Regions from separate parts of the Mus musculus genome. Here regions 1 and 2 are each linked to region 3. Evidence: chromatin loops called from intact Hi-C (ENCODE). Cell type or tissue: heart. All regions are shown on one strand. Each heading gives the region's core, and the rest is flanking DNA. Links, peaks and the distances in the headings are about the cores only.

The links. Peaks named below come from ENCODE experiments on the same cell type or tissue, not always from the same donor. Only the 100,000 strongest peaks of a DNase experiment are listed, where the experiment ranks them.
Region 1: it touches region 3 in a loop (9-fold over the local background); 4 of 42 quality-filtered maps call a loop at or near these places.
Region 2: a loop joins it to region 3, with 1.9 times the contacts of the local background. A loop is called at or near these places in 6 of 42 quality-filtered maps.

Annotation. Positions count from the first base shown.
Region 1 is chr6:86,466,143-86,476,825 of GRCm38, reverse strand. C87436 (expressed sequence C87436) reads right to left here. Exons shown (of 10, transcript NM_001364557.1): 10 at 6,438-7,080. The coding sequence ends at 6,872. It overlaps A430078I02Rik (RIKEN cDNA A430078I02 gene), which reads left to right. Exons shown (of 3, transcript NR_131126.1): 2 at 3,925-4,033; 3 at 4,337-6,549. Among named protein-coding and RNA genes, the nearest start is that of A430078I02Rik, 9.3 kb to the left of the region's middle. In heart, for the core only: a CTCF peak has its summit at 3,481; DNase peaks (open chromatin) are centred at 2,565, 3,475, 4,425 and 5,265; H3K4me3 peaks cover 2,141 bases; H3K27ac peaks cover 3,609 bases.
Region 2 is chr6:86,633,748-86,644,430 of GRCm38, reverse strand. No RefSeq gene overlaps it. Among named protein-coding and RNA genes, the nearest start is that of Asprv1, 11 kb to the right of the region's middle. In heart, for the core only: a CTCF peak has its summit at 5,793; a DNase peak (open chromatin) is centred at 7,770; H3K27ac peaks cover 2,512 bases.
Region 3 is chr6:86,579,698-86,590,380 of GRCm38, reverse strand. No RefSeq gene overlaps it. Among named protein-coding and RNA genes, the nearest start is that of Gm46963, 19 kb to the left of the region's middle. In heart, for the core only: a CTCF peak has its summit at 5,097; DNase peaks (open chromatin) are centred at 4,090, 5,010 and 5,560; H3K4me3 peaks cover 1,261 bases; H3K27ac peaks cover 2,354 bases.

The DNA of each region.
Region 1 (10,683 bases), core at 1,342-9,341, 110 kb after region 3:
CGAGTGTGTGTCCTGCACACAGCCTGCTGCTTATAGGAGCTGCCTTAAGGTATATGGGAGCTGACCCTTTCCAGTGGACACCCATGCCTGCCTGACTTCCTGAGGCTGTAGTCAGGGTACCTTTGAGGAACTGGAAAATAGTGTGTCCATGGATATGTCACCATATCTATCCATATTGAGTTGAGAGCCAGGAGCTTGGGGCTATGGTTGTATCGCATATATTCAATCTCCCTATCCTGGGCTGGGGAGGTAGCTGAATGGTAGACCATATACAAAGCATGCAGAAGGCCCTGGATTCATTCTCTAGCATTGCAAAGAAAGGCAGAGGTTTCCTGCTGGCTTGAAGATCCTTATTTCAAAGCATCGGGGTTATAAATGTTGATGAATTTGCTTTAAGCTAGCTTGAGCTAAGGATGTGTGAAGCTAAAGATGACCTTGAACTGATCCCTCTCAGTGTGGGGATTAAAAGTGTGTGCTCCTATGTACAGTTTATGGATGATGCAGGGAATCTAACCTAGGGCACTGTATGTGCAAAGCAAGCACTACTGCCAACAGAGTCACATCCCTATCCGCTCTGCTGTTGCCTAGGCTGACCTCAAACTCTGGGTCTCCTGCCCCAGCCTCCAGAGCACTGAGATCAGTTATAAGCTGTCATAAGGGGCTTAAATGAAACCATGGTGGCTGAGAAGTTGGTAGGCTCAAACAGATCTCCAATCCCAGCTACCTGGGCAAGAGCTTGAGGGCTTGTGGTGTGCTGCCCTTTGGTGTAGTCCTGCCCACTAAGAAGGCCCACATCCTGCTTTAAAAGCAGCAAGGAGGGAACCAGCTCCACCTCCTCCTGCTCCATTGTTTGACTTTCTCAACAGCACCTGTCACTGTCTGACATACTGCATCTCATTCTCATATTCTGTGTCCGGTTTCTCCTCACAAGGATAGAAACATTTTGGGAACAAAGCTTTCGTTGCTGTAGCCGATGTCCAGCCCAGGGCCTGACAGTGAAGGCTGCACAAGTACTCAGTGAGGGCCATGTTCCCTCTCCCACTACAGCCGTGTTTTTCCATGGACTTGGCGGCTGAGAGCTCAGATGACCCCAGGCCTGTATCAGTTCCAATGGCAACTTTCCCAGTGTGGTGGTAAAGGTTCCTCTCCACCTCAAGGTACTGTGCTCGTCTGCAACACCTCCCCACCCCCAGCCAGCTTTCCCTCCCTGACCCAGAGAAGTCGGCCTGACCCTTCATCTAGAATTCCCTACTCTCTGCTTTGTGCTGATATCATGTTCCTGAACGTAGCTACAGAGGCCGGCAGTAGATGCTGGTTGCCTTGCACTGGGAGGGAGGCTTCCTGCTTTCCCTCTCTGTCCTTTCCCACAGCTGCCCAGCCAGAGCTGATCTGAAGGGCCCAATATGGCTGAAATACTTTCATGCTGGTCCAAGGTGAGAAAGTATCTACTTAGGCAGTTCACAGAGCTGAGAGTCTGTAAACTAAACACTGGCTGTTGCTAACATACTGAGGACAGTGGACCGGAGCTCCTCTCTCCTGCCACAGGAGCCACCAAGCCAAGGAGATCATCAAATTCAAGTTCCCCAGAAAGAGCTGGTTAGGCCCAGGCAGCACTTACTTCAATTCTTAGGATGACCAAACTCCCTTTAGGTCTTCATGGTTCTTTTTTTAATATTTGTAAAGTGTTGTATGAAGTTTTGCTTGCATTTGTATCTGTGTACCATGCATGCTCCTTATACCTGTAATGTCAGGGTGAAGCAGATGGTTGTTAGTCACCATATGGGTGCTGGGAACTGCACTCAGGTCCTGTAAAGAGTTGCAGATATTACTAACTGCTGAGTCAGCTCTCCAGACTTTTTTTTTTTTTTTTCTACACCAGGGTTCCCAGTAGCACAGGCTGGTTCTGAAGTGCCTAAGTAGCTGGGACAGACCTATGTGGAGAGCTCTTGGGGCCACTCATAGAAATTTGGCAAGTATTTGTCACTGGGTTCAAGGAAGTAGGCTCAGATAAGAATTCACATTTGGGCTGATGCAAAGCTCAAGGTAAACTCAGCCAAGGAAAGTGTGGGATTCCTTTGATTTTGTTCACCCTGATAAGCCCCTGGAAACAGTGACCAAGGGGCTTTGTTTATCTTGTTTGGTTCCCTTGTCTTTGATCTAAGAACTGACCCTATTCTCTGCAAGTACCTAGAATGGTATAAACGCCTCAGCACTGGCTGGAGTCATGTTATAAAGCTGTCTGTCTGTCTCTTTCTTTTCAATCCTCCTTCCCTCCCTTGAGACACTGTTGACTGACAGAGCTGGCTTGGTCAGACCTTGAAGAGTTTGATGCTCTTACCTCTATCTCCTGAATGTTGGGATTACATGCAGGAGGCACCACACAGTTTCTATGATGTTGGGGATGGAACCCAAGGCGTTGAGCATATTGGGCAAGCTTTCCCCCAGCTAAGCTGCATCCCCAGCTCTCCAAGGCAGTTCCTGACACACATGATTAGACTCAGGTCCTGCTCAAACCCTTAGCAGTCTGTTCCCAAGGGCCTGTGCCTACAGGTCCCAACAGCACGATGGCTGACTCAGGATAGGAACCATTGCTTTTCCAGCCAAGGCAGGAGGAAAGGTCTTGTTCTATCTACACAGGTTCTATCAACTAGGCTCAGAAAGTCTCTGGACATGAGACAGAAGCTGCCTGTCAAGAAGCATCTACTTGCAGGGCCGTGGTGGCGCACGCCTTTAATCCCAGCACTTGGGAGGCAGAGGCAGGCGGATTTCTGAGTTCCAGGCCAGCCTGGTCTATAGATACCCAGGGTTACACAGACTGCCTTGACCCCCCCCCCAAAAAAAAAAACCCCAACAACAACAACAAACAAACAAAAAGCAAAAAAAGCATCTACTTAAAAAACTTGGGCTCCAAAGAACTACTACAAAACACCCACACATTCAACTGTCTGCCCCCACACTTCTTCCATTATCTTGACCAGAGGGGAGATCAGGACAGTGCATACCTGTAATTCCAGTCCTAGAAGGCTCAGGCATCCCAAGAGTGAGGCTAGCTTAGGCTATATAGTGAGACCCTATCTTAAAAGACCAGACAATTAGGGCTAAAAAGCTGTGTGTCAACTCAACTTCCAGCCTGTAGCCTTCTCTAGTAAGACCTATGTACAGGATGCTGTGCTCAGAGCATGGAGAACAGGCATTGTGGGTTTGTAGGAATAACAGGTCCAGAAGGGGTGACTACTGCTAGACCCCGATAAATACGCTAATACAGAGTCCTTCTATTATTAGCCCACCCTGCTGAAGGCCATGAAGGAAGGACTGCTTCCCCTCTGGGTTCTTACTTTTTATTATACCTCAAATGCTGTCTTTCATCTGAAGCCCAAGGTAGCCTTGTCCTAATAAACAGGACAGGAGTGACCAAAGGAGACCATGGCGGGCAGGCAGGCAGGCCGGGCGGCCGCAGCATCCCTTACACCCTCCAGGAGGAGCTGGATACTCACTCTGCACAAGGCCCAAACCCTAATAAGAGCTGGAGAAGTAGCCATAGTTCAACTCTGTCCCTACTAAGGGGACAGGGAATCCATTTTTCTCAGCTCAGATGATGGTTCCCAGACCTCAGCTTCTTATTCCATTCTTTCTGGAAGTCAGGGACTGTGGGGCAAAAGGGTACCTCAAGGTCACTCGTCAGTGCTGTGCCGCCAGTGACAAAGAATTAGACTGGTGTTCGGGTAAACTCTGGTACCCACCTTGAGTTCTGAAGCAGGTCCCATTTCTAACCCCTTTGCCACCCAGAGGGCTCGAGGCTTACTGGGGCGGTAAAGAGGAAAATCTTCTATTAACAGTCAGGGAACAGAACACAAAACCTTCCCGGGTTTGGTTAAGGTTAGGGACTACCAAGTCTTTTGAGGTACCATTCCTTTTGTTCCTGAGGTGATTGATGGTGGTTAAAGGAGGCAGAACGTGGCTGCCCTGGAGGAAGGTCTACTGCGGGAAGGAGCCACAGACACCTTGGAGGCCTCAAGAGCTGTGCTAGTGTAAGGTGCGTTGGAGGGGAAAGGAGGGCAGGCTTTCTAAGTCCCTCCTACTATCTCCTCCTTTCTCTCCCACCCCTCCTTCTCGCCTCTCCCCTTAAACAATCCCCTCCCCCAACTCTTCCGGCCTTCCCCTCGTCTCCACACTTCCTTCCTTCCCGGCTCTCCCCTACCCCCTCTCCGCACCCCCTTCCCATCTTCAGCCACTTTCCTCTACCCCCCACCTCTTTTACATCTTCCACCCCTTCCTACTCCCTTCGGCCCTTCTCCCCTACCCATCCCCCTCGTCTCCCTTGTCTCCTCCCCTCCAGCTCGACACTCGGCGGTCGCCACGTCCCCAGCCCCGCCCACGCGAGCTCGCAGGGAACCCCGGTGACGTCACCACCCGCAGCGCCCTCCTTCCCGCGCTCTCCAGAAAGGACGCGAAGGTGGTGACGTGTCCGGAGCGCCAGCGCGGCTGTGCACAAAGCGCGTGACCAACCTGCGGCGCCGCCTGGCGGAAGAACAGTGGCGGTGTGGCTGGAAGCGACGTGCGGCGGCAGCGTGGTGACGTCACCTCGCGGGGCCACGTGACCGCGTGCTGTTCCGGCTTCTCCCCTCTACCGGTGTGGGCAGAAACGTGGCTTCTTTACTTGCTCTACTTGGTCTCCTGAAACTGCCTGGCTGCTTGGTCGCGCTGCGGGTCATGGGAAGTTTGAGGATCATACTCATTCTCTGCCCTTGTCATTAACCGAAATTGTGTCTCAGGATGGGCCAGAAAGCACCATCTTCAGCCACATCAGCAGATCGCATGTGATGCTCTGTGTCATTATGCAGACGTGGAGTTTACGAACTAGTCCAGAGTATCCCGAGTATCCCGAGTCATTCAGGAGCGCAGTCCAGGCCTCAGCCATAGCTGCTGGACCCACACCAAGCCGTAGAAGGGAAGGCAGGAAGGAAGTCACAAATCCTTTTGGGAACCAACCTTGTTATTTGAAAGGCAGTTTTTCACATAGCACTTCGTACAGTGTCAGGGTGCTTCCTAGAAATGCAGGTCTTGGACCTTGCCTTAAAGCTTACAATTCAGATAGACACTTTTGTTGACACGGGGTCTCACCTTGGCTGACCTGGTTCTATGTAGACAAGGTTGCCCTTGAAGGTGTGCACCATAGTGACCAGCTAGAATATACATTTCAACAAGATCCCAGAGTGAGTCCTATAAGTACTGGTTTGACAGATTACTGTGCATCAAGCCCTACCGTGAAAATGGTAATATCAAAGTCACAGGCCTGCCCCAAGTTAAGCCCCAACTGAATGGACAGTTGGCTAGAACTGTCCCAAGGGCTTGTATGGCCTGGCCACACCCCATTTCCACAAGGTGCTTGTCCAGCCTTTACTGTAAACACAAGGCACCCCCCCCCCCCTCCAAGCAGGTTGGAGCTGGGTGTTTCGTCATTTACAATTAAAACAGAGTTATCAGTTATAAGACATTCCTATCAAGGGGCTGGAGAGATAGATGGTACAGCAGTTAGGAGTATTGGCTGCTCTTCCAGGGGACCTAGGTTCCCAGCACCTACATGATGGTTCACAATCCTCCCTAACTTCAGTTGCAGGCGCTCCAACAACCTTTCCTGATTTCCCAAGGCACCAGGCACCCATGTGTTCATATATACATGTTGGCAAAGCATGAGAGAGAGAGAAAAAAAACCCCTGCATATCAAACCAATGTATTTCAAGTTGAAAGAATATATACGTAGAAGTAAACTAAACATAATTTTAGTACTGTGTAGAACTCAATCTGTAGCCCCAGTGAGACTTCAGGAAGAGTAATTCCTAGAACCCAGGGAAAAATGAAGACTCAGTGGGAAAACTGACTGGCATGATAGTGTAAAGGGAAGTCATGGCAGGTGTGTAGAAAATGCTTCCTCCTCTCCTAGAAGGCAAATCTTCACTTCCTCCACCATCTTAGTTCTAGGATGAGTGAACCTAGAACTTTTGAATTTTATCAGCTGCTTTTAAAAAACAAAAAAAAAAAACAGGTTCTCACTTTGTAGTTCTTGCTGTCCTAGAACTCACTGTATAGATCAGGCTGGCCTCAAACTCAGAGATCTGTCTGCCTCTGCCTCCCGAGTGCTCAGCTGCTCTTAATTTTGAATAATAATAATGATAAAATAATAACAATAAATTTAAAAATGCCTTTAATCCCAGAACTTGGGAGGTAGAGGCAGATGAATTTCTTGAGTTCTAGGCCAGCCTGGTCTACTGAGTTCCAGGACAGCCAGGGCTACACAGAGAAACCTTGTTGTGTGGGGTGGGTGGGTGGAGGTGGTGGTGAATATGTGTTGCTGATCCCCTGGCACTGCCTACTTTCCTGTTGACAAGATAAATTCTCCCACAGGTTCTAATTGTAAAATCATGACATCAATGGCACCATTTGGAAAAACTAGTGACACTGTACTTTATTTTGTTATCAGAATAAAGAGTGATTGGAGCTCTTGGGCAGAGAGAGAGGACCCTGCTCGGCCCAGGGCATCGTTAACTTTCCAACACTGTTGGCTAAGATCCAGTGCTGTGACTTTTGGAGAATTACAGAAAAACAAGCTGCAGGTGAATCCATGAGAAGCCAGTGAGCTGGATTTTTGTTGTTTCTTCTAAAACTCTGGTCAGAAATAAGTGCCCGACTTGTATGAAGACTGTACACACAAGGCTATTTACAAGAGTTTCTTCTACAGAACACACATGGATGGGCTGAGTAACTGCATCTTAGCCAAGTGTGGTTCGTTAGCAGGGATCGTATAAGTGCTACTAGGATTTATAGTCCTCAGGGATTGGGATGTGCAAACTCTGCAAAATACTCTTGATTTGCCTCAAGGGAAAGTGATAGTAGTCAGAGGGGCCAGCTCCAAAGGTTGGTCCATGGGTGGCCTTGGGTCCTGGTAGTCAGCCACATGTCCATTCCGGTGGTGACCATACTCAAACTTGATTCGAAGCTCACCAATCTTGGACTGTGGGAGGATATCTGGGATCCACTCAATGATAAAGGGCGTTGGCTCCTTTTGATCTGGGGAAGTGTTACCTACAGAGTGAAAGGGGGAGGCCGGTTAGTATGAGTCAACTTATTCCCTTCTTTGTTTTGGCTTTTATGGTTTTTTAGACAGGGTCTTCACTGGAGCTCAGGATGTACTCATATTTACTGTGTAGTAGATAATAACTCTAGATGTGGCTGGCAAGATGGTTCAATGTAAAGGCACTGGGAACACAAGCCTGGAGACCTGAGTAAAATCTCCTGAACCTACAGAAGGTTGGCCAGAAAGATCCACCTCCCAGTTGTCCTCCGAGCTACGCATTCATGCTGTGGCACACACAACTCCTTTACTATGACAACAGAGTTAAGAACAATTCAGGTTTTACTGGTGTTGAAGGCTAGACTCACAGCTGGATTTGAAATGAAATGACTGCCCTTTGCCAGATAAAATGGAGAGTTTAGCTGGGCACTGCATATGCCAGGGTACCCAGCTCCTGCGATCTGGAGGTGGACTGAGGGTTCAAGTCCATTCTGCAAAGGCAAACAAAACCCAAACAAACAAAACAAAAAATAAAAAGGAAGTCTTGGGGCCTGGAGAGAAGAAGGCTCAGTGGTTAAGAGCACTGGCTGTTCTTTCAGAGGTTCTGAGTTCAAATCCCAGCAACCACATGGTGGCTCACATTCATCTGTAATGGGATCTGATGCCCTCTTCTCTTATGACTGAAGACAGCTACAGTGTACTCATATGCATTAAACAAACAAACAAATAAATCTTTTTTTAAAAGGAAGTCTTTCAGGAGAAAAAGCTTTTTTAAAAAAAAGTCACCTAGGGGCTGGAGAGCTGGCTGAGTGACTGATGAGCAGTGTCTGCTGCTTCTGTAGGACCTGTTTCCCAGCAGCTTCAGTGGCTCTCAACCACTTAACAGCTCCAGCTCCCAGGGAACCATTGATGGCAACTGAGCACACAGAAATACAAACCACCCTTTAAACACAACTAAATGTAAAACAAGCCGGGCGGTGGTGACGCATGCCTTTAATTCCAGCACTTGGGAGGCAGAGGCAGGAGGATTTCTGAGTTCGAGGCCAGCCTGGTCTACAAAGTGAGTTCCAGGACAGCCAGGGTTACACAGAGAAACCCTGTCTTGAAACAAACAAACAAACAAACAACAGAAAAACCAAAACCAAACAAACAAAAATGCAAAACAAAGAGAAAGAAAGACAAAATACCCTGACAGTAATGCATATATAGTCTTTACTCTTGATTTTATTCCCAAACAGGCGGCCTTTCTTAGCCCCATCCCTTCACTCTGTCAGCTATTCCCTTCTCACAGTGGTCAGGAAGGAAGCACTCCCAAGATGAACCTGAGGTTTGTGACATGGGGCTGCAGAGTTGTGTGTGTCAAGGTACTGTCCGGCTCATTTGGCAGACATTACAGCTTCCATTTCAAGATACAGAGCTGCTAGGACTTCACTTAAATGTCAGTGAAAATAGAAAATTCCGGAAGCTCAACTGATGACTGAAAAAGCATGGTTGAAGCTGACTAACAAAGTCAGAACTCTCAGGAAGATGCAGTTTGCGTGAGGACAGCTATAGAAGAACATAGAAATCCACATGCTTGGAATCTGAGTTCTGTAAACCCCCTGTACTGGCTGGTTTTGTGTGTCAACCTGACACAAGCTGGAGTTATCACCGAGAAAGGAGCCTCCCTTGAGGAAATGCCTCATAAGATCTGGCTGTAAGGCATTTTCCCAATTAGTGATCAAGGGGGAAGGGCCCATTGTGGATGGTGCCATCCCTGGGCTGGTAGTCCTGGGTTCTATAAAAAAGCAAGCTGAGCAACCAGGGGAAGCAATCCAGAAAGTAACATCCCACCGTGGCCTCTGCATCAGCTCCTGCTTCCTGACCTGCTTGAGTTCCAGTCCTGATTTACTGTGGTGATGAACAGCAGTATGGAAGTATAAGCTGAATAAATCCTTTCCTCCCCAACTTGCTTCTTGGTCATGATGTTTGTTCAGGAATAGAAACAACCACATGGTGCGCCACCACGCCCCGCTTGTTGCACATTCTTAACAGAGGTTTTCCAAAATTCTAATGCAGAACATTTATTCTCTTCAGCTTTAACTAAGAAACCAAGACTGGGCTTAGTAGCCCATGCCTGTAATCCAGCACTTTTTGGATGCCGAGGCAGGTGAATCTCTGTGAGCTGGAGGCTAGCCTGGCCTACATAGCAAGTTCTAGGCCAGGGTTACACAGTGAGACCCTGTCACAAGCAATGCTGAAAAAGAAACAAACAGAAGAGGGCCAACAAGGTGCTTTAGGGGCTAAGGGCACTTTCAGGGAGCCCTTGGTGGTAGGAGAGAAGCAACTTTTGTGAGCTGTCCTCTATCCATGTCCCACAGTACTCTCTATCCCATGTCCCACAGTACTCTCTATCCCATGTCCCACAGTACTCTCTATCCCATCCCCACATATATTAAATGCAAGGAAAGTAAATTAGAAACAAGTGCCTGGTATTAACTGCCCGGGTGGAACCTGTACCAACCAGAGAATAAGTAGCCCTGATGGGGTTGAAAAAGGAAAGAAGTAGGGGAATGAAAGGAAGAACAGGGCACTGCTGTAACTTCAGAAGAGAACTTCAGGGGCCAGTGAGGTGGCTAGGTTAAAGGCACTTGCTTCCAAGCCGAATGACCTGACCCTCATGGTGCAAGGAGAACCAACTCCCACAGATTGCCCTCTGACCTCTCTCTACATGCCCACTGTGAAACGCACAGCCCTCCCCCACTGCTGGCTTTGATACAGAGCAGCATAACCAGTGACAGCAGGCAGCACTGGGGAGGGAGATTGGCAAGAGGGGTGACACAGACATAAAGTCAAATCTGCAAGGTTCCATGGTACAGCCCAAACCCCACCCACCATGCACTGCAGTACTGGCTGAAGAGGACACAACCTAATGGTGTTTCCTATCAGGAACAAAAACACAAGGAAGCATGTTTTATTTTTGAGACAGGGTTTTGGTAACCTTGGTTGCCTGGAACTCACAAGTCTGCCTGCCTCTGCCATCTGAATGCATCTGATTAAAAGCAAGTCCCACCTCATCTGACTTAGTAAAAGTGTCTTATATCATATATAAAACACCAACCAATAATGATCTGGAAGAAAACAGAAGATGGTTGGCAATATTAATAACATACACAAGAATAAACTTCAGAGGATCAAACATTTACGTGTGATAAAATATGCAGACTAGCTCTTCCTTTTATCTACAATAAACCTCCTTCACGTTACTTAGGAGCAGTAAGGACCGTCCTTTTTTCTTTTTTTTTAGATTTATTTATGTATATGAGTACACTGTAGCTGTCTTCAGACACACCAGAAGAGGGCACCAAATTTCATTACAAGTGGTTGTGAGCCACTGTGTGGTTGCTGGGAAATGAACTCAGGACCTCTAGAAGAGCAATCAGTGCTTTTAACCTCTGAGCCATCTCTCTAGCTACCACCCTCCCCCACTCACCGCATCTCCCCCTCTCCATTCAGTCTACACAGTGAGTTTCAGACCAGCCAGGGCTACACAGTAAGATGGGGGAGGGTGTTACATAGCAGTACTTGTGATACTTCTGGGGGGAGGGCAGGCTGCAGGGGGGGATGGTTTACTA
Region 2 (10,683 bases), core at 865-8,864, 54 kb before region 3:
AGGAAACTTCTGGAAGGCTGTCCCTTGTCTATTGCTCCAATAGCTAAGAGTTCACAGTGGGCTCTCCCAGAGTGAACAGGTGCCGATCCACACTGCCCACCCACGATTCTGCTGCTCCATGGGTGGTCATTGGGGAAACTGAGGCAGATGACTGGCTGAGTTTGAAGGAACGGTGTGCATGAAGCCAAGAGAAAAGAATCCTGAGATATTGGCCACATTGGCTCTGTCCCCCGGGGAGAACAGGAGAACCAGACTGGTAGACTGGTAGAAGGCTCCCCAGAGCAGGGCCCCTGGCAGACACAGAGCAGGGAGCAAGTGGTCCCTGGACTGACCAATCCAAAGAGTCGAAAGGGCCAGAGCCAGCACAGAAGCCAAGGCCTCACCAGGGCTGTGGACAGAAATGGATTGGATGGGTGTGTGACCTCCCCTTGTGCAGAGGGGAGGGTGACAATGGAGACTGTGAACTGTCAGGGACACTAGGAAGGGACAGTCTGAGGTATGACACTACCCCAGGCTGAACAACACAGCCATGCACAGAGGCCAAGGTGGATGGGAGTCTTAACACGTGCCTGCTGGAAAGCTCATGTGGGGAAAAGCGGGACACTGAGGGACTGTCACCTCACCTCCACCATAGTCCCATTCTGAAAGATGGGTGTTGCACTGAATCGAGCCAATCTGACCTCAGGCACAATACAATCAGACAGGCCAAGGGAGCAAGAGACCCTCAGGACCTAGATCTCAGACATAAAAACCAGGTCTGTATGACAGTCAAGTACACAGACTTCCAGGCCCCAAGACCTGCTCTGCCTTCCCCACTGGGGACCTGGGCCAGGAGTCTTGAGTGCTGGACTCGACTGTAATGAGGGAGTAATAGCCAGCTCTTTTCAGACACTTGGGTTATGCAAGCTGAAGTAGGCCAGGGCCTCATCTCTGAGCCTCCAGACAGACAGTACCACGCAGGTGAGCCATGTGACCCCGGCCAAGCACAATCTGAACGTGGCCACATACGTACACCACTTCAGGTTCAGGGATATGCTGTTTTCATTTGAGGTGCTAGAGAATTAAGCCTGGAGCCTCACGCATGCTGAGCAAACCCTCTCCCACAAAGCCATCCCCAGCCCACTTGAATTTTCAGAAACGGACTATGTCAAACCTGGGTGAGAAATAGAATGGAGGGGAAATTATATGGTGCGTGTGTGCGTGTGTGTGTGTGTGTGTGTGTGTGTGTGTATGTGTATGTGTGTGTGTGTGTGTGTATGTATGGGTTGGAGGGGTGTTCAAATACACCATTGTGACTCTGCCATTTAGGTGACAGTGAACAGAAGATGGTTGGTTAAACTGATAAGGAGTGGACGAGAGGGTGACTGGGGACAGACCTTGGGCACTGGCTGTGGGGAGGGGAACGGTGTCAGGTGAGACCTCACCTCTGAGACTTTCAGAAAGGCAAAAGGAGTCTCTCTCCACCAGAAGCCAGGCAGTGTAGCACACTGGTGGTGGGGTGAGGACAAAGGCCTTCTCAGAAGCCCACACTGGGTGGCCCCAGGTTGGACGACTGCACCAGCAGGGCCCTGTCTCACCCTGTCTCAGGAAACGCCTACTCGGGCTGCATCTCTAGGTGGACTTTCAGTGAAGTCTCTTCAGCCCAGGGATGTGCGGCTGCAGGGGCAGAGATGATGAAGAACTGCAGGCCTTAGCTCAGCCAAGTGCAAACGGAGATGAGAGGGAACATCATCATGGGACCCAGAGGGAGCAGCTATGGACAAAGGTGAGCTGGCCAGAGCCTGAGGAAGAAGAGAAAGGTGCTCTCTCGGTCCTTCCCTCAGGTCCCTCAGGGTTGGGCCAGGACTCTGTGTAGAAATGCTGGAGCGTCCCCTGAAGAACTGACTGAGGTGTGAGAAGCTGATTCAGGAAGCAGATCTTTCTCCTCCTGCTTGGCCAGATGCACACCTGTCCTTCAGGAATTGCCTGAGGCCCTGTAATGTGAATACTTTCCCCCCATCTTTTCTCGGATCTTAATTCTTATTTTGAATTTTCCCATTTAATATATTAATATAACACATATATTTTAATATATTAATTTTAATTTTTGTTTTCAGTTTTTCGAGACAGGGTTTCCTGACTGTCCTGGAACTCACTCTGTAGACCAGGCTGGCCTCAAACTCAGAAATCGGTCTGCCTCTGCCTCCCATGTGCTGGGATTAAAGGCGCAGGCCACCACTGCCCAGCTTAAATTTATTTTTATTTAATTAGGTTTTTGGAGACAGACAGAATGTCACTATAGTCTTGGAACTCAGGATACAGACCTGGTTGCCCTCAACCTCACAGAGACCTGCCTGTCTCTGCTTTCCTGTTTCTGCTGGGGTTAAAGGCTTACCAGGCTCAAGATATGTAATTTTTGAGTTATTTTAGATCTACCCTTGTGGAGACCAAGGATCGCTGTGTGAACGAGAGAGCTGTGGTCTCTCTCTTTTTACTAAGCTAAGGATTGTGACGCTGATAACATGACTCAGTCGGGGTCACGTGTCTGGCGAGTGAGACCTTTTGTTGCTTTGTTTCAGTTGTGGAAGGGAGCTGCCCAGGAAAGAAACTCTGGTTCGGCAGTAAGGCTGGGAGCTCCCGGGGGTCCTGGGAGTTCCTGGGGGGTCCTGGAGGGTGGATTCCCAGAGAGACTAGGAATGTGGCTAAGTTGGCCAGAGAGACAGAGCCACTTGTCAGAAGCAAAAAGGAACAACCCGTCACCCCACCCCAGGAGCTGCACGATGCCTCCCTGGGCTGCAGGCCAGTCAGTGGAGTCCTGTCTTAGAGCCAGCCTTGGCTCTGCTGTTAGAAGTGTTAGAAAGTCACTTACAAGGCATGTGTGGTGGCATACACCTGTAATCCCAGCACTTGGGATGTGGAAGCTGGACCGTCAGGAGTTCAAGGCCAGCCTCAGCTACATTATGAATTAAAGGCAAACTTGGGCTGCACATCTCAAATAGCGAGGGAAAAGAAGGCAGTGTCAACACTTCTTCACGTCCGTTGCCTGGGAGGCAGGCATCTTCAGGAAAGGCCACAAGTGGGCTCCTGCTCCAGCCCTGCCATGATCAATATCACCTTGGAAACGGGGTACACCTTCCCATATCAGCTACCCCAGGGAGGCCAGGTCACACCTCCAAAACCCCAAAGCCCCAGGAGCCAAAGGTTGTATGCTTTTCTCACTGTGTGTGCACACCTGTGCCCGGGGGAGCCAGAGGTTCACGTCAGGTGTCTTCAATTGCTGTCCACCATGGGAGGTAGGGGTGTGGGGGTAAGGACGGTGTACATGTTCACATGTGTGTGTCTGCAACTATGCATGCATGTGTGTTCTCGTGTGCTTGGAGGCCAGAGATACTTTTCTGATGTCTGTGAAAGGGTTTCTCGAGGAACCTGGAGCTCACGCGCCCATTGGCTTGGTTAGCTTGCCAGCAACCCTGGGAGTTCCCTTGGCCTCTGACTCACCTGCGCTGCGGGTGTTAACGCTGCCTGAATGTTTTCTGGGTTCTGGGAATCTGAGCTTACCCCCTAGTGCTCACATAGCAGACAAGAACTTTAGCAACTGAACCATCTCCAACCTCTTACAAAGTTCTTGACAGAACACAGTGAGGGAACCTTAGACAAGACCAGAGGAGACCCCTGTGGCATATGGGAGGAGAGACAGAGAGAGAGAGAGAGAGACAGACAGACAGACAGACAGAGAGACAGGCAGAGACAGACAGAGAGACAGGCAGAGACAGAGAGAGAGAGACAGAGACAGACAGACAGACAGAGACAGAGAGAGGCACAGACAGACAGACAGAGACAGAGAGAGAGAGACAGAGAGACAGACAGACAGAGACAGAGAGAGAAACAGAGACAGACAGACAGAGAGACAGACAGACAGACAGACAGAGAGACAGAGAGAGACAGAGAGAGAGAGTCTGCTGTGTGTTGCAAGTTCAGTGCCCATCTCCAGGGAGAGAAGGAGTGGAGCCCTTGACTATAGGAAGAGACTGGCATGAGGGTGCTGGCCATGAGCCTGGCCCCTAGGCTACGAGTCACAGCTTAAGACCAAATGATCTTTCCTGAAGCCTCTTGCTGGCCTCTTGACTCTGCCTGGGCTTGTCTACTGTCTGGGGTTCTTCAGACCAGGCCTCAGATCTTATTGTCTCCATTTCTAAGCCTCCCAGAGGCTTAGAGTGTCGTTCCCTTGGCAGAGCAGCCAGTGTCTTCAGAGGCAGGTAGCCACCACACTTCTTCCAGGCCCCTTCGTCCCCTCTCCATCCTCTTCCTGGAATTTCCAGCGAGCCTCACCACAGGACCTTTGCACAGCCGCCTCCTCTCCTCCCTCATTTTATTTGAATGCCAGTACAATTGTCAACTCACGGTCTTCCTGGCCTGCCCATCACTCTGTCTGCTCTCCCCATACTCTGAGTCATGCTTCTCTCTTATCTTCACAGGGCAGCTTGCGTTTTTCTCAAGGGACTATTCCAGCAAGGCTCTGATCACAGAAGGGATGCCCCAGAGGCTCTGCCCAGCACCCAGAACAAAGCCTGGTGCCCAGGCCGTGCCCGGCAACACTGCCCTCAGAAGAGACCTCAGGCTCAGCCCTGAGATAGGCCATAGTCTCCATGACCATGTGACCCAAACAATGAGAGTGAGGCTTTTACTAAAAAGTAAATACTTGCTTGGCATGGTGCATACCTGGGATCCCAGAACTCAGGAAGCTGAGGCAGGAGAGTGGCCCAAAAGTCTGAGGACAGCTGGGCGGTGGGGAGGGTGCAGATCTAAAAGTTAACATTTAGTGTGATGCCGCGTGCATACATAAAGGAAGATACAGCAGTGTGGAGAACCGAGACTGCAGCCTCCTGAGGCCGTCAGTGCCCTGCCCACGAGAACTCCCACCAGCCTGCAGGACACGCAGGCTCACCAGAGAGCGGCTATCATTTCTTGCCTCGCTGTTTTGCCTCCTGAGGTTGCAGCTCTATGCACTGTGGTTTAATTTTGCATAATTCTTTTGGGAAATTGTGTAAGTGGAGTCACTGTGTCCACTGTGTCTAGCTCCTTCCACTTAGCACGTGAGCTTTGTCTGTGTCACAGGTGGTTGGGGACACAATCCTTCTCACTGGTCTGAAACAGCAAAGTAGTGGAAACCACCTAAGTGTCCCCAACGGGAGGGTGGGTTAAGGGGTGAGCTTCAAAAACAGAAAGCGACATAGTGTTTTTTATGAAGAAGAACAGAACAAAGAGGGGAGGGAGGAGGGAAGTAGAGGGAGGGAGGGAGAGAGGGAGGAAGGGAGGGAGGGAGGGAGGGAGGGGAAGAGGAAGGAAGGGAGGGAGGGAGGGGAAGAGGAAGGAAGAGAGGGAGGGAGGGAGGGAGGGAGGGAGAGAGGGAGGGAAGGAGAGAGAGAGGGAAGGAGAGAGAAAAGAAGGGAGGGAGGAAGAAAAAGAAGGGAGGGAGGGAGGAAGAAAAGAAGGGAGGGTGGGAGGAAGAAAAGAAGGGAGGGAGGGAGGGAGGGAGGGAGAAATAGAGGGGGGAAGGAGGGAAAAACAGAGGGAGAGGGGAAGGAGGAAGGGAAAGCAGGTAGGCAGGCTGACTGGGTGTGTTGCAATCCTATCACCAAAGCAGAAGAATTGGGAGTTAAGGCCAGCCTGGTCTATACAGTAGTAAGTTCCAGGACAGCCTGAGTTACATAGTGAGACCCTATCTAGAAAGAAGGAAAGAAAAGACAGACCAAATGAACAGACAGACAATGTTTACAGAGGAGAAGGGGAATTGCCATGTCTGACCTACAGAGGGTGCATGGATACACGGCTCCTCACAAGCTTACCCATTGCTTTTATTTATTTGAGACAGGGTCTCACTCTGACGGTCAGGCTAGCAATAGATTCATAGCTATCCTCCTGCCACAGCCTCCAAATGCTAGGAATTTTTTTTTTTTAGGAATTTTTTTCTTAATGCTTCTTTTTATTTCTTTTTTTTCTTTTTCTTCTTCTTTTTTTTTTTTTTCCTTTTTTTTTTTTTTGGACTGGCTCGGTTTTTTCTAGTTTCCCTGTGATGAGCACTTATGGCTTCAATCATTGAAAACAAAGAAACAACAACAAAAAACCCACTAAAAAGAATTTAAACCTTTAAAGAATTAACATGGAAATAAAAAGAAGCCATTAAAGGAAAAGATTTGGAATTTGGGGACAATACTAGGGATTTTCCCCCTATGGGTTGATTTTTAAAGCCAGTTATGTCTCCTCTGCTTGTTTGGTTTGTTGGGATTTTTTTTTCTATTTTCATAAGTTAATTAGAAGCAAATGTTTCCAGCCACAGTTAACATGCATCTGAGATTTACTGGCCCAGGCCTGTCTGTGGCCTGAAGCAAGCGGCCTGAGCTCTTGCCTCTTTACTCTCACTGTCCACGTGTCCAGCTGACTGGCTTGAAGGCTGTGGGGTCCTTCACATCTGAGCAATACCAATCACAATAGCCCCTGCTGTATTAGTTTCCCCAGTTGTTGGTGTGTGTGTGTGTGTGTGTGTGTGTGTGTGTGTGTGTGTGTGTGTGTGTAAAACATCTCTGGAGATGTTTTTGTGAGAATAGAAACATTCTCCAGCCAGCATATCCACTGCTGTGGTTAGGAGCCACCATTGCCAGGACCTCGCCACCTGTAAATGGCCCCCTGAGTGCTCTTCCACAACAGTTCTGCCCACTGCCTGCCAGCCTTTCAGCCTGAACCTGGGCCAGCACAGTCTCCATCAGACAGCCTCCCCCATCAGACAGCCTCCCCCATCAGACAGCCTCCCCCATCAGAAGCCTCTTCCATCAGACTGCCATTCCTATCAGAAGCCTTCTCATCAGACAGCCTCCTCATCAGACAGCCACCCCTGAGAAGGTTTCCCTCATCAAATAGCTTCTTTCATTATCCTGTCTCTCCCAACAGACTATCTGCCCAAGCAGATGACCTCCTCCATCAGGCCTTGTCTAGTCTTTCCTGAGTGTCTGGACTGTACAGTGGAATGGGATAGCAAAGATGACGAGCTAATGCTGCCTCTGCCCTTGTTTGATGATTCTTCAGTGGGGCAGCAGCAGGGCCTTGATGGGTTCTTTATCTATTGTGCCAAAAGCCAGTGCTGGCTTTAAGATAAAGTCACTTTCCTTCCCCTCTCGAATAAACTCGAGGCTGAGGGCAGGACCTTTGCCCCCCTCATCTCAGTGTTCTAGCTCTCTTCTTCATCCCTTCCCCTACCCTACCCATCTTACTACTTCCTGGGTCACTTACTGCTGACATCTGCACTTATGGTATGAGCTCTGTTTTTATTTATGCCAAAAAAAAATCTGAAATGATTTACAACACCGGTTTTGTTTGAATGTTGTCTACCTCCACGGCCACCTGGAATGTCCTCAAAGGACACAGGAGGCCCGCCTCACTGGTCTCTGCCCTCCTCCAGTAACCTCTCACACCTCTCAGTTGGTCGAAACCTGGCTGGTCCTTGTAAAAGTCTATTCTAAGGAGCCGCAGGCAGGCAATGTGGCCCTTGCTGGTCCCCAACTCCCACACAAACATGGGGAGTCTCACAAGGCCTGCTGCTTCCCCTCTGACCCAACTCCCTGAGGGCAGATTAAATGAGTGACAGTCACAGTGGCCCCCTCAAAATCTGGCCAGGAAGGTCTAACCCAAGGCTGCTTGGCACCAGTGGATTTGCCTGATTCTGCCATCTCTGTGGTGGCAGGGGACCAGCCAGGCCAGGCCAGGTCACTCTCTGGAGCACCCACTGGGAGGAGAAGCACTTGTGCCCTTTGGTCTGGCTCCAGTAGTCTCAGGCTTCTGATAAGGGACCTCTGGGAGTTGGCCCTGAAGCAAGCTCTGTGCACGTGAGGCCAAGCTCCTGTCTCGTGACTGCATTCAGAGTTTGTCACCCCACCTTGGGTTTGCTGCCCAGGGCCACCCATGCCCTGAGGCACCAAGGAAGTGAAATTAATTGCTTCTGGGTCGGTTTTTCATAGACTGAGGCGAGCAATCTGGAAACTCCTGTCAGTATTTCAGAGTTGAGCAGATTAACCTGGAACCTGGTCCCTCCCTGTGAGCAGAAGAATTTACAAAGACAGAAAGGAAAGAGTTAGAAAGATGGACGACACTGGAGATAACTGCACTGGGTCAATGGGAACCCATAGTCCTGATAGATACAGAAAGAAATACAGAACTATACCGTGGGAGGGGCTAGAACAGTGGCTCAATGGTCAGCACAACTTGCTGCTCTTGCAAAGGACCCTGGTTCAGTTCCCAGCACTTGTGACAGGTGGCTTTTAACCAATAGGAGCTCTCTGGGGGATCGAATACCCTCTTCTGCCTCCTTGGGAATATATACATTTGTGCACATGCCCACATGAAGACACAAATACACACAGTTAATAATATTTTTTGTTTTCTTGTTTATTTATTTATTTATTACATCCTGATCACAAACCCCACTCCCTCCTCTCCTCCCAGTCCCACCCTTACAAATCCCCCCCATTACCCCCTCCTTCTCCTCAGAGAAAGGGAGGTCCCCCTTGGGTACCACCCCACCCTGGGACATCCAGTCACAGCAGGACTAAGCACATCCTCTCCCACTTCCCTGGTGACGCAGTCCAGTTGGGGAAGGGGATCCAATGGCACGCAACAGAGACAGCTTCCCCTCCAATTGTTAGGGGATCCACATGAAAACCGAGATGCAGACACCCACAGGCAGACATCAGATGGAGCTTGGGGAGTCTTGTGGAAGAGTTGGGCATAGCATTGAGCAGGCTGGGGCATCAAGGACACCACAAGAAGACCTATGGAGTCAACTAACCTGGGTCCATGGCAGCTCACAGAGCCTGAGCCACCAACCAGAGCATGCAGGGGCTGGACCCAGCCCTCCTACACATTTGGAGGAGATGTTCTTTCTGGTTTTTTTTTTTCTTTTGAAAGAGTGTTTCTCTGTGTAGCCTTAGCTGTTCTGGAACTCACATTGTAGACCAGGCTGCCCTTAAACTCAGAGATCTACCTGCCTCTGCCTCCTGAGTGCTGGGATTAAAGATGGGCTTGGCTAATCATAATAATTCCTAATCAATAAATATGCTATGTGAGTTATATGTTTTTCTTTGGCTTTGACCACTAAGAAAACCTAGGGTTAGTGTGTAAGGCAAAGAGGAAGTGATCCTAGATTCTGGCGTCTGAATACCAGACCCTAAGGAAGGAGCAAAGCCTTTTCGGAAAAAAATATGCTAGGCAAGGACAGAACCTGGAACACCTTGTACTGAAAAATAAGGACTCTGATTTTTGTTTTTGAAGCAGTGTCTCATATATCAAAGGCTAACCTTGAACTCACTAACATATAGACGATGACCTTGAACTTCTGACCCTCCTACTTCTACCTACTAAGTGTTAGGATTATAGAAGTACCCTGCCTTGTCCTCTGTTAGGCAGTGCTGGAGATCGAACCCAGAGCTTTGTGCGTGCTAGACGAGAATGCTACCAACTGAGCCACATCTCCAGGACCTTTCTTGTCATTGTTGTTTGTGTATGTACTTTTTTGTACTGTTTGAAGCTCTCAGACAATTTTATTAATGTTTAAAAGAAAAACCACTCCAAAGCAGGCAAATCGTATGTCTCAGCAGCTGACCTGAGAAGAGAGATGGAGAGAGGAAAAAGGAAAGGCTGTGTTTGGGAGTTAAGCTGGCATGGAGGTCACGTTATAGAAAGCGTGCTCTGGCCAGCATCTGAAAGAAAATGACAGAAGAGCAGAGGGCTGTGGGCAAGGGTATATGTGTATGTGATTATTTGTATATGCTTGGCCCAGGGAGTGGTACTATTTGGGGGTGTGGCTTTATTGGAATCGGTGTGTCACTGTGGGCATGGACTTTAAGACCCTACTCCTAGCTGCCTTGAAGCAAGTATTCTGCTAGCAGCCTTCAAATGAAGATGTAGAACTCTCAGCTCTGCCTGCATCATGCCTGACTCCCACTTGATAATGACGGACTGAACCCCTGAATCTGTAAGGCCAGCCCCAATTAAATGTTGTCCTTTACAAGACTTAGCTTGGTCATGGTGTCTGTTCACAGCAGTAAACCCTAACTAAGACACTGTATAACTAGTACTATGCAAAATGGGCAAGCCCACACAGAGACTCTCATGGTAACTCTGGGACAACTGCTTGCCTTTTTATTTAAAAAAAAAAAAAAAAGTCTTGCTATGTAGTCCCAGCTGACCACAAAGACATCCTCCTGCCCCTGCCTCACCATGTAGGATTATAGCTGTGTTACCAACATCCAAGAGGGCTCCAATTGCAATTGGAAAATGTTCCAAGAAGACAGAAGCCAATTTGGAGAGAACCCCCAGCCAAATTTGAAACAACTGAGACATCAAAATCAACAGGGATACCTCCTAAGGATAAGTCCAGGTCAGACAGGTGCAGCTGAACAATGCAATGGAAGGGACCCGTGAGTGAATCTGTCAGTGGGGAAACCCTGTGCCAGCAGGAAAAGGAGGACAGAGCTGGAAAATCCCCACTGGGACGTCCTCACAGAAAGTGGCCCAGCTTGCAGGATCACTAAACCGAGATATCTACCGAGAAACATTTACGGAGCCTCAGGTGGTCTTTATAGGGTACTGACTCATTACAGGGAAAAGTAGTCACCCAAGGGTGGAGAAACTTAGCTGACAGTACCCTGAGCAAGC
Region 3 (10,683 bases), core at 1,024-9,023:
AGACGTTTTAGAGGATGTATAAATGCTGGGGCCTGAGAGGTGGGGCTGTTGGTTGGTTGCTGTTGGTGGCTGTTGGTCACAGTTTAAGTAGTCATGCACATAGAAGAAGAAAAAAGAAATTAGATATCCTGATGGCAAAGAGCAAACTTGCCCCAAAGAACTCGACACCTGTAATCAGCAGGAAATAATGTGACGACACATCGACGCCTTTTCTTCCTATTCTTTCTCTACTACTTAGTGTTAAGTGGTTGAAAGGGTGGAAAGGGGATGGAGAAGGGTAGAAGAAAGAAGAACCCACAAAGTAGCCAGAGTACAGTATGAGGGGTTTTATAAGAAAGCAGGCTGAGCAAGCATGAAGAGCAAGCCAGTAAGCAGCACCCCTCCATGGCCTCTGTGTCAGCTCCTGCCTCCAGGTTCCTGCCGAGCTTGAGTTTATCCAGAGGATAAACTATTATATGGAATTGTAAAGTGAAATAAAGTCTCTCTTCCCTCCATGTTGTTCTTGGTAATGATGTTTCATCGCAGTAAGAGTCCCCTAACTAGGACAGAGGGCATTGCCATGGTATGTCACATGACAACTCTGTGGAGTTGGTTCTCTACTTCTACCTTTGCATGGGTCCTGAGAATCAAACTCCAGTTGTCACCAGTCTTGCAGGCAAGCATCTTTACCTGCTAAGCTGTCTTACATCCTTCTGTATGCGCCTTGAGTTCATCCCCTTCAGATGTACAGGAGATAAGGAACCTGGTCTGTATGCAAGGTAAGCTCTAAAACTCTGCCACTGGACAAATACCTAGACCTAACGGGACAGTATTGTGCACTTTAAAATACAGAAAGAGGATGCCTGTCACCTGAAGTTTGTGACCCACCAAACAGAGAGAACTTGGCGTCTTGTGGTGTGCTGAGCACATATGGTATCTTTTTTTTTTCCTTTTCCATTTTTTATTAGGTATTTAGCTCATTTACATTTCCAATGCTATACCAAAAGTCCCCCATACCCACCCACCCCCACTCCCCTACCCACCCACTCCCCCTTTTTGGCCCTGGCGTTCCCCTGTACTGGGGCATATAAAGTTTGCGTGTCCAATGGGCCTCTCTTTCCAGTGATGGCCGACTAGGCCATCTTTTGATACATATGCAGCTAGAGTCAAGAGCTTCGGGGTACTGGTTAGTTCATAATGTTGTTCCACCTGTAGGGTTGCAGATCCCTTTAGCTCCTTGGGTTCTTTCTCTAGCTCCTCCATTGGGAGTCCTGTGATCCATCCATTAGCTGACTGTGAGCATCCACTTCTGTGTTCACATATGGTATCTTTAGACAGGCTGTGGAGACAGCAGGACAGGACATGCACGGCTCCAAACTGTGGGTGCACACAGTAAGTATACAGTGTTTGCTGTATGTCGATTATACCCCAATAAAACTAAAGGCAGTGTAGACTGAGACGATGAAGAGTGGTCCTGCAACCAGACATTTGACGCCACTGAAAGAGACTTCCTTTCCTGTCCCAGGTTCTTGGGTATTTCCAGCACATCTCTCCTCCCATTCACCACTCACAGAAAACAGAAACACACATGAGAAAGAGGTGAGGCAGAAGGCACAGAGAGACTCCCAAGGCCTACGCCTGGTAAGGTAGCCCCCCCCCCCCCCCCCCCGCCAGCTGCCAGCTGAGGGAAAGGCAGGGGAGGCCTGAGTAGGAGGTCAGGCGTCTTATCACCTCACACTTGGTATCTGTCGTGACACGTGACACGGCAGTGAGGTGGGGCAGGAACCTTGCCTGATGGGGGAAGCATTAGTTCACACCTGTACAGAAGAGGATGAGCGGAAGAGGGCCTTCTAACTGTGCCCAGGGGTCCCTCTGCAGGGCATCAGGACTAAGACCTCTTCAAGCCTTTTTTTCTCCTCTCTAGCCTAGAGATCATGTATTAGAAGACTCATTCACTTATCTGCTAATAACATTGTTTCTTATGTGTATATGCCACGTAGATTTTCCCTCTTTCTGATGCTCTTTAGGGTTGGCTGTCGTTATGTTAGTAAGAGACTGGAGAGCAATAAAGAAGCACTGCCCACTGTGGTCTTCCTCGCTGACCCTCTCTCCCCTCCCTCCCCTCTCCTCATCCCCTCTGCACCAGCTCCCTGAAACACCCACCTTCCACTTGAAGACAGTGTGGCTCTAGGTGAGCCACCTCTCCCTGAGTCCTGCCCTCTCCTCACTCCCTCCACACACTTCAGCTGGAGGAATTGCAGCACACAGGTGGAGTCCTGATGCCTACCTATGGCATATCTTGGTCATTCCCCAGACTCATCTCTTGGATGTCTAGAATCCCATCATCCAAGAGATTCAAGGTACATGGTTTTTGAAACTCTGTCTCAAAACAAACACACACACACACAAACTCCAAGACTTAAAATCTGGTCTCACCAGATGTCTGTTGAGTCTTCACAGAGTGAGCCTTTGGTGACAGCGTGGCTAAAAGTGAGATGTCAGAAAAGTAAACACCTACAAGGATCGCAAAGGCTGCTCAAGACCCGGGACAGTGACCGATGATGCAGAAGCAGGTCCCCAAAGCTGTTCGAATGTCACCAAGGACAAAAGCGCCGAGCATGGCTGTGATGGCACAGATACAGAGTGCCCAGACCTTCAGTCTCTCTCTAACCTCAGCAAACCTGCTTGGCGTCCATGTTCTTCAGAGCAACTCTAATCCCCATGGTGAGAATCACTCTGTGTGGGCTCCAGACAGACTCAAGAACCATAGTCACCTAATGAGTTCAAAGCTCCCATCCCTGGGGGCCTCTCCTGGTGGCACAGAAAGGCCTGCTTTGGTTGAGATACTCAGACAAGCCCTCCAAAGTCCCCCTTCCAAAAGGATCCACCCTGCTACACCTACCTGGCACTTAAAGTGTCCCTCTAGATCCATGGTTGTCAACCTTCCTAAGGCTTTAGGACCCTTTAATACAGTTCCTCGAGTTGTGGTAAACCCCGACCATAAAATTATCTTGCAGCTACTTCATAACTAATTTTGCTACTGTTATGAATTGTAAATATCTGTGTTTTCTGATGGACATAGTTGACCCTGTGAAAGAGTCCTTTAGCCCCCAAAGGGGCCATGACCCACAGACTGAGAACTGCTACTTTGGAAAACCATCAATATCCTTAATGTGCAGCAAGGAACGGAAAGGGCTGCTGCCATCTGTAGTCGCACAAGAACAGACTGGAGGTGGTCCTGGGACCCCTGTGTCAGGGACTTTGGGGTGGCAATCCCAAGGGTAAGGGAGTGGAGGGGGGATATGGCAGGGTTAGGGGCTTCTGTCTTGAAGCTGTGCTCTCATAGGCAATTTAGATCACAGTATATCCTTCTCTGGTCTCTGAGAGGCTTGAGGGCTAAACTGGTGAAAGAAGTAACTTTATCTAAAGGAACTCACTTTACAACATCTGCTCCCATGATCAGCCACCTGTGCCTCATGATGGGTAGGTAAGAAAAGGCGAAAAGTTTGAAGTTTACGTAAAATCTAAGGGTATGAAAGTTTCTAAGAAAATGTTTGGGGGTCTAAGAAGGTGTTTTGAGGTTGGTAAGATTTTGAGGTTATGAAGGTTAAGGACATGAAAACCTTAGATGGTGACAAGAGTGAGTTAAGGGACACGGGAGGAAGGAAAATGTTTCCGTTCTCTTCCCCTCGCCGTGCTGCTGTTGTAAACGTAGAATGATTCTCTCTGCCTCTCACAGGTCAGACTACAGATAAATACTGTCAATCAACAGCCTGTTTCCCTCCCACCTGCCTATTCCTGAGGGTGGGATCTATTCCTCTTTCCCTGATCCTGGGACCCACCCATCCTCCTCCTCCAACTCCCAAGATCATAGGTCAAAGAGATTCAAATGTACACCCACAGAAAAAGTTTTCTCCCTAACTCCGTAACTTTATCTTCTGCTCTAACAAACTTATTTGTTCCAGCATTCTGCCAAGTCCAGCTGCTTCTCAGACTCAGAGCCTGCGTCAGGACAGCTCCAAAGCAGTTACCCACAAGGGCTCTGGCCAACCTCAAAGGATGCTTCAACTGGGCCTGCACACCCCTAACCCCTGATGCTCCCACAGCCTGGACATGCTTCCTGGACGTCCAGCTTTTTGCCCCGCCCCCAAAGACACCCCATTGTCAGCAGGAAGGAGTCATAGACATCACATTGCCCCATTAGTCATTTATTATTAACAAAAGGCTGGGATCTTTAGATTTAGACCCAGGACCGGGGGCTGAGGTGCATATTTTACACAGCAAAGCAGACCTGGCCTCCAGGTTCTCCCAGCATCCCTCAGTCCCTACGTGGCACAACCTGCTCCCAACCCTGAACTTTCCAGCCCAGGGGCTGGGCTGCCCTTTACCCAGAGGCCCTTCCCTATATAATCCAGACATTTGGGCATCTCTTCTCCTTCTCTCTGTGTGTACACTCTTTCGCTCTCTTCCCCTCTCTCCTCTCCTTTCTCTCTCCCTTTCCATGTCAACTTTCTTGCCTTGGTCCTTGGGGCCAGTAAATACAAGAGCAGCTTCCCAATGAATGGGGGGGGGGGGAATTAAAAAAAAAAATATGGCTTGAATTGGTTCATTTTACCGGTGGCATCTTTTAAAATTACATCAAAGAGTTAGTTATCTGAGGTAGGGGTGGCTGTGTGGCAGGACAGATAGAGATGTGGGGTGCCAAAGACCCCATCAGCCAGTTCCTGACTCTACTGCAATAAGACAAACCCGCTGACTGAAAAGGACAGAATCCAAACACAGGCCAAGCGTTAATAGGAGGCCTTCCAACTCATGACATTCTGCTGGTCGGAGCTAGGGGATACCCACAGGCAACCAGGGATCCTCCGAAGGGATTTTTGGCAGATGATGCAGGCAGAACAGAGGCATAGCAATCCTGTGCTGTTAGTCTGTCACGTGACACAATCCACGTCCTCCTGTCACATGATCTTTGCCTTCCCCCATCTCCCTTCCCTCCCTTGGCTGTTTTGATTTGATTAAAATAGATGCAAACCGTGGTCCTTTCTATTTTTAACAGCCAACCATTACATAATCCACCCTGTAATCGCTGACTCGAAGCACGACTGGCAACGGCAGAAAATCCCTGGAGTTCGTGACAGGAAGGACTGGCCAGCACAAAAACCTCTGCCAACTGCCAGAGGAGTCATACGGGCCCTGGGAAATCCCTCCCCCACGGCCTTGCAGGAACTGCAGCTCTGGGGGAAGGGAGCCCCGGCAGCCTGGCCGGGAGGAGGAGGTATTGAAATGGGCTCAGACTCTAACCGAAGGTGCTGAAGGGGCGCCTTGCCCAGACACCCGTATACTTGATTTTCTTCCTAATGGAGTCTCCAGAGCCATGAACCAACCTTTCCAAACACTAATTCCTGTCCTCTAACAGCTTCTGAAACATTCCTGCAGGATCGGGAGAATGGACACAGAGCCAGGAAGCTGCGTTGTGGGCACAAAGAGCACCCCCGCCCCCTGCAAAGCTCTGAAGATGCTAGTCTGGAACACCACTCAGCTGGTTAAGCGTTTTGCGGCCCACTAGACAGAGGAGGCGTTCTGTGCTCATTGGCAGTGAGTGCATGTTGGCAGCGTGGCACTGCAGGAGGCACAGAGGGGACAGCCTCTCTCCCTGAATTTGCCAATCTTGGCCCCGTCCTAACCTTGTGAATCCAGAGGGGCAGGGCAGTCTAATCTGTAATAACTCATTTAATCAAATCTGCGGAGTGTCACACACTGGGGGTGTTGGGAGAGAACAGAGAGAAAAGTCTGCTACAATACCATCATACGGGATCGGTGGTGACAAGGAGCTGCTGAGGGCATACAGCAGGGGCAGGCAAAGCTGAGGGGTCAGAGGTCATTCTCAGGCGTTCAGGGTCCTCCCACTTCCTGCTTCCTTGACTCCTGTACTTAACCTTTCCAGGGCTTTCCATATGCAGATTCCCTAGGCTCTGCCCGTGTGTCTAAATGACAGCACTCTAAGCCAAAAAGACCTGCTGAGAAGGCTGCAGCCCAGCCCAGCGAGGACTGTGTACAATTTATACATGAACATTTCTGGCTGATGAAAATCCAAATCAAATGGTCATAAGGAAAAAAAGGGAAGGCAGCTGGGCCCACCTCAGGCGCTCAGCAGACAGCAATCGGCATCTAGATCCCTCTCTCAGCCCAACCTCCCTCTGTGTCTGTTTCATCTTGGACATCTTGGTGCAGAGACGGCCATCTACTATGGACCTTATACTCCACCTTAAGAAATAGGGAATATTTCTCAGTAGTTATAACCAAGACCCAGAAAGCTCTGACTCCCCAGCCACTACGCTCCAACTGACGGGTCACATGTTCTTCAAATAAAATGGAAACTGGGTGTGGTGGCACCTGCTTTTAATTCCGGTACCCAGGGCTGATAGATCTCTGTGAGTCTGAGTTTGGGGCTAGCTTGGACTTACACGGCCAGTTCTAGGCCAGCCAAGGCTATGTAAATAGACCCTGTCTCAAAAAAAAAAAAAAAAAAAAAGGCCACCAAGACCTTCCCTGAGACTGGTCCTCAAATGAGAAACAGAGTTCTTTAACTATGACAGGAGGAAGTACACCAAAAAGCCAAAGCCTACGGGTCTTATAGCTCTCAGAGCCTGGAGTAACAGTCACAGGAAGTGACACCGGAGGCTTAGCAAGATGGCTCAGTAGGTAAAGGCACTTGGCACCAAGCTTGGTGACCTGAGTTTGATCCCCGTAGTAAAGGAGAGAACTGACCCCCAAATGTCCTCTGGCCTCTACCACAAGCATACTGTGGCATGTGTATACCCCAACACAGATACACACAAACACAAAAGAAACATATACATTTAATTTTTTAAAATTCTCCATTAACCAGGTCTTTTTCCCTAAGAATACTTGTCAAGTGTGGCCCAGGCTTGCCCCTTGCTTTACTGCACTCACAGGAGCAGTGATGTCTCCTTAGTCTTCAAGTCCCAAGAACTTACTGCTCTTCTCACCCCTTCACCCCGAGGGCCGTAGCTGGGAAGGCTGCCACTCTGGGTCTTTGGCCAGCATCCTGGGCTTCTGTGTAACTCACAGGGATGGAAGGGTGTGACCAAGACCTTTCTGTGTGGCATCTGAACTAGAACTGGCTTTCTTTGGTCAGAAAGGATTGTTAGCAGGGAAACCTGACTATACATCTGAACACTAGGATGGCAGCAATCGGGTGTGAGCTGCAGGCATGTCCTTGGGCATGTTCTTAAAGCTGATGACCCCTTATCCCAAGTGCATGAGAAGTCCCAATGGCTCCTGCTGGAGTTCTGACTGCCTAGCTCACTTCATAAGAGTGATCTCTCCCCTCTGCACTAAGCAGCCCCAGACTGGGATTCAGCTCTCTTCATGCTTTATCAAAAATAACACACACACACACACACACACACACACACACACAAACTCACACAAAATATCATGTGCTTGGGGCTGGAGAGCTGGCTCAGTAGTTCAGAGCACTTGCTGCTTTTCCAAAGGACCCACATGTGGTCCTCAGCACCCATGTTAGGCAGTTTATAACAGCCTGTAATTCTAGCACTAGGGGTCCTGACACCCTCTTTTGGGCTCTACAGAGGCAGACATTCACATAAATAAAAAAACAGATAGATAGCTAGGAAATAATGGCCCATACCTTTAATCCCAGCACTTTGGAGGTAACAGTAGGCAGCTCTCTCTGAGTTCAAGCCCAGCCTGGTCTACAGAGGGAGTTCTAAGATAGGCAAGGCTACACAGAGAAACCCTGTCTCAAAACAACAATAGATACCAGGGGAAACTGGGAAACATTTGAAATGTAAACAAATAAAATATCCAATTTAATAAAAAAAGAAAGAAAGAAAGAAAGAAAGAAAGAAAGAAAGAAAGAAAGAAAGAAAGAAAGAAAGACGCATTCCCTGGGGCAGTACAGAAACAAAGGGGCTTTATTACACATGGTGTGGTCCCTTCAACCTCTGCTCAAACACCTCAGACCACGTGGCAAGCAGGGCTCTCTCCTCCCCTCGGAAAAGCAGAGTCCCCTCATGGGATCCCGAACTGGCTGCTCTTCATCCTCCTGCCTGGATGGAGTCAGGCCGCTGTGGCCCATCCATGTTAGAGTCTACCCTTGACAGCATCAAGAAGCAGTCTTGAGTCTTCTCACCGGCACCCATGAAGGTAAAGGAACCCCAACAGTGAATGACGGAGCTCCCACCTTCAGCAGCACAACTGGCCCTGGTCAGTTTAAGTGATTTCTTTATCTCTCTAAAGTCTGACACCTTCACACAGACTTACATGCTGACAAAATACCAGTGCACATAAAATAAAAATAAATTAATAATAATAATAGTTTAGTTACCTAAGTCTCTTTAATAAAAAGGGCTTTAGGAGCCAGAGAAGTGGCTCACCTGGTATAAAGGTGCCTGCCACCAAGCCCAGTGACCAAGCCCAGGGTCCACATGGTGGAAGGAGAGAACCCATTTCTGCAAATTGTCCTCTTATACTGACAAAATAAATGAATAAAATATTTTAATTAAATTTAAAAAAAAATAAGGGTTTTAAAACTGAAACTCAATTAGCAGCCAGCCTGAATTAGTTTCACATGTAAAGGCCAGGTGTGGTTTTCCTAGAGTAACAAGCCTCTTGCAGAAAAAGAGAAACTGACAAAACAGGTTTCAGTGTAAAAGCCAACTGAAGCTATCCTGCTGCTGCTGTTGCTGCTGACCACAGCTTTGTCACTGTCCCTTTATCTAAAAGAAGTTGCCCTCCAGTGACTGCGCCCAGTAATCTAGCTCTTCTGTCTCATGGAAATGATCAGATATTTCCAGATTAAAAAAGAAGTTTAAAGTGTATGCGACTTGGGCTGGTGAGATGGCTCAGCGGTTAAGAGCACTGACTGCTCTTCCAGAGGGCCTGAGTTCAAATCCCAGCAACCACATGGTGGCTCACAACCATCCATAATGAGATCTGACGCTCTCTCCTGGTGTGTCTGAGGACAGCTACAGTGTACTTACATATAACAATAAATAAATCTTTAAAAAAAAATATATGTAACTTGTAAAGGTCTAAGGACATAATTTAAGGTGTGTGAACCTAAGTTGTAAAGTTCTGAGGAAGTGATTTAAGGCATGTGAAAAATGAGATTTATAGACCACACACAACACTAAGACTTCAGAGTTCAAAGTTGAACTGATAAGTTATTAGGCCTTGGTAGCAGTTATAATTACCACTGGCTACTAAACCTTTTTTAAAAAAATTATCATAGTCACGGGCTAAAAATTTTAGTCACAGGCTCAACTTTTAAATTCCTTTTGGTTGTTTTCTAAATATAGATTAAACGTGCTCTGGATGAGCTGCAAACATCTCCACGCAATCTCCACCGATCCAGCCATGGACGGACACAGGAGAAATCTGATCCTGCTCCCGCTTCTGGGCCCCCAAGCTCCTCCTCGCTTTTGATCTCTTTCCTCCAGGACACTTCTGTCTCATCTCATACTTCTTCGTGTTGATAATGTCTCAGGCTTTGTCCTTGCTGTGCCTCAGAGGCCCGAGTCTCCCCCAGCTGTCCGGACACATGTTAGCTGCTTTTTCTGGAATGAGGAGTTCGGTGCAGATTTCAGACAGCGGCCGGGCTAATACCTTCCGTCCCCAATCTAACTCCACTCCAGCCGATGTCCACTTGGCTGACAGACACCACCCAGGAGTCAACAGTGACCTGCAACTGCTCCCTGACGGGCTCATCCCCTAGCCTGGGTGGTCCTGCAGAACCCGCAACCCTGGGACACTGCCATAGATCTATGGTGAAGCAGTCCAACCAAGTGAGGAGAACTGGCTTGTAAAGTATGGCGTGCCGAGGCGACGCCAAGGCTCTCCTTTGGTCTCCCTTGGACCCCATCTCTACCTCTCCTCAGCCCACCGGGGCCATTCTTTTCATAATTACAGTCCTCCCTGTCTCTCCAGGTTCCTTAGGTGGCATTACCCAACGGTCAACACACCAGGAGCTGGAGAGAATTCCCACAAGTCTCTCGCCATTACCTGACACCAACCCACCCCAGCCCCACTCCCTTTTCCTCCCCACCTCTGACCTATATTCCAGCCTTCTGAGCCCCCTATGAAAACCCTGGCCAGCTTTGAATGGGTCATCCACAAAAGGCCCAAAGAAACTCCAATACCCAAACTCCAAAAAGCAGTGCCTATGTCTCAAAATGACAGTCTTGGCTCAGCTCGAATTGGGTTATGGTGGGTCGCTCCAAGCCTACAGACTCCTCCAGGCCCTGTTCACAAGCACTTGTTATGCTTTGCACAGTCCACACTAGCTTCCTGGCCCTCCCCGCCCCACCCCCATCCCAGCTCCATTCTTCATTCTCTCTCTCTCTCTCTCTCTCTCTCTCTCTCTCTCTCTCTCTCTCTCTCTCTCTCTGACTGCTTTTCCCTCTCTGCTCTGGCCACTTGCAGATGTCTCTAGCTTTCCTCCCCCTCTGCACCCTCTCTTACCTACAATAAAAACCTTCTACCTCCTCACACAGTGGCCATTCTGCTGCTTTCTCTCCCCCTCACTTTTGCACCCTCACTTAGAGCTCTAGCCCTCCTCAGATGGTGACACACCTTTCATTCCAGCACTCAGGAGCCAGAGACAGGTGGATCTTTGTGAGTTCAAGGCCAGCCTGGTCTAGGTAGCAATTCCAGGGC